2 separate regions of the Homo sapiens genome follow, and region 2 is linked to region 1. The links are chromatin loops, found by intact Hi-C in ENCODE. Cell type or tissue: K562. All regions are shown on one strand. Region 1 holds the start of LOC124904731 (a long non-coding RNA gene). Region 2 has its middle 6.7 kb from the start of NPAS1.

Region 1 (2,500 bases):
GGGAGGGGCCCGCCCCGCCCCTCCGGGGCCCGCCCCGCCCCTCCCCGCCCCGATTTCGCAGGCCCGCCCCGAGCGCCCCTCCCCGGCCCCCTCGCCCCGTCTCCCTCACCTCCAGCTCGGCACCTCTGACCCCCTACTTTGACTCCATCTCCCACACCCTTGCGTCGCTCCTGACTCCCCTATCTCTGCCACTCGCTGGGTCTCTCTGTCTCTCTCTTTCCCATGTTTATCTCTCCTGTCTCTGTCTCCCTGTAGATCTCTCTGCCTTTGTCTCTGTCTCTCATATCCCCTCTCTGTTTCTTCCATCTGTCTCTCCCATCAGTCTCCACCACTGCTGTCTCTCCCCGTCTCTGTCTCCGCCACCTCTGTCTCTCCTAGTCTCTCTCCGCTACCTCTGTCTCTGCCATCTGTCTCTATCATCTCTGTCTCTCCCTGTCTCTGTCTCCATCATCTCTGTCTCTCCCAGTCTCTGTCTCCATCATCTCTGTCTCTCCCTGTCTCTGTCTCCATCATCTCTGTCTCTCCCAGTCTCTGTCTCCATCATCTCTGTCTCTCCCAGTCTCTGTCTCCATCATCTCTGTCTCTCCGTGTCTCTGTCTCCCCCATCTCTGTCTCTGTCGCTCCATCTGACTCTCTCAGCTGTCCCTCCTGGATTCTGTCTCTCTCTCTCTCCCTCCTCTGCCTCAGTCTCCCCACCTTTGTCTCTTCTTCCTGTCGTCTCTCCCACCTCTTGTCTCTGTCTCTCCCGCCCCCCTCTCCCTTCCCCGATGCCCTCTCTCTTACTCCCACAGCCAGGCTCAGAATTCACTTTTCATCCTTCTAAGACAGCCAGCGGACGGTTCGCTACTTCGTCCTCGCCCCTCCCCTCCGGCCCAGGCTTCTGGCAGCAGGCCCCACGCAGGGCAGACTTCAGGAAGGACTTCCCGCCCTGGTTCGGCACGAGAGCTTTATCGCTCGGGCCAGGCGGAGGCCGGGCGGCCCCGTGGCTTCCGGAGGCGCCCGGGCGGGATGAGCTCACTGCGAGTTGGCCAGGATTTCATCAGCTTCCTCCTGCGGACTTGCCCCCGCTCCTTTCCCGGCCCGGCCGCGCGGGCGAATCCGCCGGACGCCTGCTGCCCCCGAGCGGCAGAAGGCGGAAGCACAGGCGCCGCGCAAAAAGCCCACCTTTGCACCAGACGATGTCGCCAGCTCAGGAAGCCTGCAAATACAAACCCAATTCATCCTCACAACCACCAGGGGAGATGGACTATACATATATATATTTTGAGGCGGAGTCTCGCTCTGTCGCCCAGGCTGGAGTGCAGTGGCGCGATCTCGGCTCACTGCAACCTCTGCCTCCCGGGTTCAAGCGATTCTCCTTGCCTCAGCCTCCTGAGTAGCTGGAACTACAAGCGCCTGCCACCATGCCCGGCTAATTTTTGTATTTTTAGTAGAAACAGGGTTTCACCATGTTGGCCAGGATGGTGTCGATCTCTTGACCTCGTGATCCACCCGCCTCGGCCTCTCAAAGTGCTGGGATTACAGGCGTGAGCCACCACGCCTGGCCCCATTTATTCTTATATCCACTCATTCAGCAATTACCACAGAGTCTCCCCTGTGCCAGGCACTGGTGCAGTTGTAGGCATGAGGATACAGCTGTGAGCAAAATGGATACAAATCCTGCCTTCATGGGACTGACACTCTGGTCTGTGGCAGACCACACACCAGGAGAACACAGTAACAATACAAAGCGAAACTTCAAGTAGAAAAAGGAAGCAGGGAAGGGCCGTCAGGAGTGTTGAGGGATGGTGTCTTTGAAAAAGTGCTATTTGCCGCCGGGCGCGGTGGCTCACATCTGTAATTCCAGCACTTTGGGAGGCCGATGCAGAAGGATCATTTGAGGACAGGAGTTCGAGGCCAGCCTGGCCAACATGGCGAAACCCCATCTCTACCAAAAATACAAAAATTAGCTGGGTGTGGTGGTGCGTGCCTGTAATCCCAGCTACTTGGGAGGCTGAGGCAGGAGAATCACTTGAACCTGGAAGTGGGAGGTTGCAGTGAGCCGAGATCACATCATTGCACTCCAGTCTGGGTGACAGAGCGAGAGTCTGTCAAGAAAGCAAGCAAGCAAGAAAGCAAGAAAGCAAGGAAGGAAGGAAGGAAGGAGAGAGAAGAAAGAAAGAGAGAGCGAGCAGATGGGATTGGCTGAGGTACTGGATGTGGATGTGAAGGACAGAGAGGCGTTTAGGGGGCAGCCGGAAGGATGAAGGTTCTGAGAGACCAATTGTCATCATCATCATCATGGCAGCTCTCTGAGTTCACCTACTGTGTGCTAGGCTCCGTGCCGATTCAGAGCTTTACATACATGACCTGGTTACATCCTTATGACCATCCATAGATCCAGGAAGCAGAGACGGGAGCTGTGGTAGGATTCAAGATTTTTATACACATATATATATATATATATATATATATATAGGTTTGTTTGTTTGTTTGAGATGGAGTCTTGCTCTGTTGCCCA
Region 2 (2,500 bases), 230 kb before region 1:
CCCAGAACTTTGGGAGGCCGAGGCAGGCGTATCACCTGAGGTCAGTTCAAGACCAGCCTGACCAACATGGTGAAACCCTGTCTCTACTAAAAATACAAAATTAGCCAGGCATGGTGGTACATGCCTGTAATCCCAGCTACTCGGGAAGCTGAGAGAGAAGAATCGCTTGAACCCAGGAGGCAGAGGTTGCAGTGAGCCAAGATTGTACCATTGCACTCCAGCCTCAGCAACAAGAGGGAAACTCCCTCTCGAAGAAAAAAAAAAAATTAGCTGGGCATGGCAGCACATGCCTGTAGTCCCAGCTACTCAGGAGGTCGACGTGGGAAGATCGCAGGAGGTTGAGGCTGCATTAAGACAAGATTCTGCCACTGCACTCCAGCATGGGTGACAGAGTGAGACCCCATCTCAAAATAAATAAATAAAAGTCTTTTGGGCCAGGCGTGGTGGCTTATGCCTACAATCCTAGCATTTTGGGAGGCCGAGGTGAGTGGATCGCCTGAGGTCAGGAGTTCCACAGCAGCCTGACCAACATGGAGAAACCCCGTCTCTACTAAAAATACAAAATTAGCCGGGTGTGGTGGCGCATGCCTGTAATCCCAGCTACTCGGGAGACTGGGGCAGGAGAATGGCTTGAACCCAGGAGGCGGAGGTTGTCGTGAGCCGAGATGGCACCATTGCACTCCAGCCTGGACAACAAGAGCGAAACTCCATCTCAAAAAAAGAGACTTGTTTAAAAAATCAAAATTAGTGCAAAAAAACCAAATCCATGATGAACAAACTATCAATATTTTAAATAAAGACGAATCAGTAAGAGTGTCAAGTGAGTCACATTGGAGCCTGAGGCTAAAGGAGAAATCAGTTAAGACTGAGCCTGGATTCTGGGAGTCCAGCAAGGAGGTAACTACGATAGTCCAGGAGTGAAACGGTGGCGGATTAGACCAGAGAAGGACGGTGATAGTGGAAAGAACAGGGAATTCCAGGTATCTTGAAGGTCAAGGCTACAGAATTTGTTGAAGATGGCATGAGACTGGGGCAGAGAGAAGGTGCAGATGACGCCAGGGTTGCCGCATACGACAGTGTGAGTATCTGATTATCCTTTGTCTTCCCCACTTTCCTGTGAAACCTACGAGGGCGGGAGCTGTGCCTCCCAAGCCGCAGCCAGCACCCAGCATTCGCTCCAGGGCTCCAGGCCAACTGCCCTGGTGGAGAATGAGCTGTGTTACTCCGCGCGGCCACCAGGGGTCAGCAGAGCGCCGCCCTGCCCAGCCATGGCCATCCCGGGAAGAGTAGAAAGCCCGGATGGCGGCTTTTTAGGAAGTAAGGCCGGATTAGAAGGAGAAGCAGCAGGGACTGAGGAGGAGGCGGGTTCTGAGAAATGGGGCTGGAAGCGAAGTGTCCCAGGAGCTGGCCGAGAAGCAGGGGAATGAGCTACTGTTTCTGTCACTGCATCCATCCACCCATTTATTCCACCATTCAGTCACAGGCCACTCAGGGCCTTGCAGAGCCGGGTGAGAAACTCAGTGTGTCCTGAGGGCACTGGGGAGACAAGACTGGGTCCGATTTGCAGGAGCTGAGAGGAGGGGAAGAAAGTAGAGATTCAGGACATGCAAGCTCACAGCCAACCTGCCTCCCAGGTGGGCCTGAAGAGCATGCAATTAACATAAATGTTAGCAAAACAAATAATATTGGCCGGGCACGGAGGCTCACACCTGTAATCCTAGTGCTTTGGGAGGCTGAGGTGGGAGGATTGCTCGAGGCCAGGAGTTCGAGTCTGCAGTGAGCGACGATTGTGCTACGCACTCCAGTCTGGGAGACAGAGCAAGACCCCATCTCTACAAAACATACAAAAAGTTAATCAGGAGTGGTGGCGCATACCTGTGGTCCCAGCTACTTAGGAGGCTGACATGGGAGGATCACCTGAGTCCGGGAGGTAGAGGCTGCAGTGAGCCGTAATCACATCACTGCACTCCAGCCTCGGTGAAAGAGTGAGACCCTGCATAAAAAAAAAAAAATACAAGTAATATTAAATTAATAAAAGCTAACAATCATTGGACCCTTACGAGATAGCAGGCCTTGTTTTAATCGCTTTTCACCATCAATTTTCTTTTTCTTTTTCTTTTTCTTTTTCTTTTTTTTTTCTGAGACTGAGTCTTGCTCTGTCACCCAGGGTGGAGTGCAGTGGTATGATTTTGGCTCACTGCAACCTCTGCCTCCCGGGTTCAAGCGATCCTCCAGCCTCAGCCTCCTGAGATCTGGGATTACAGGCGCCCGCCACCATGCCTGGCTAATTTCTGTAATTTTTTTAGTAGAGACAGGTTTCACCATGTTGACTAGGCTGGTCTTGAACTCCTGACCTCAAGTGATCCACCCGCCTCAGCCTCCCAAAGTGCTGGGATTACAGGCGTGAGCCACTGCACCAGGCTTGTGTTTTGTTTTTGAGACAGGGTGTTGCTCTGTCTCCCAGGGCTGGAGTTCAGTGGCACAATCACAGCTCACTGCA

What was found. A loop is a pair of places that touch in the nucleus more often than their neighbours do. Peaks named below come from ENCODE experiments on the same cell type or tissue, not always from the same donor. Only the 100,000 strongest peaks of a DNase experiment are listed, where the experiment ranks them.
Region 2: it touches region 1 in a loop (5-fold over the local background); 13 of 110 quality-filtered maps call a loop at or near these places.

What each region holds. Positions count from the first base shown.
Region 1 is chr19:47,243,275-47,245,774 of GRCh38, forward strand. LOC124904731 (a long non-coding RNA gene) reads right to left here and starts at 921. Exons shown (of 2, transcript XR_007067278.1): 1 at 784-921. RefSeq lists enhancers at 1-19, 118-1,111, 1,311-1,811, a cis regulatory region at 680-1,331 and a silencer at 916-965. In K562, a CTCF peak has its summit at 1,139 (motif pointing left); a DNase peak (open chromatin) is centred at 1,027; H3K4me3 peaks cover 1,150 bases.
Region 2 is chr19:47,011,905-47,014,404 of GRCh38, forward strand. No RefSeq gene overlaps it. Among named protein-coding and RNA genes, the nearest start is that of NPAS1, 6.7 kb to the right of the region's middle. In K562, a CTCF peak has its summit at 1,237 (motif pointing right); a DNase peak (open chromatin) is centred at 1,227.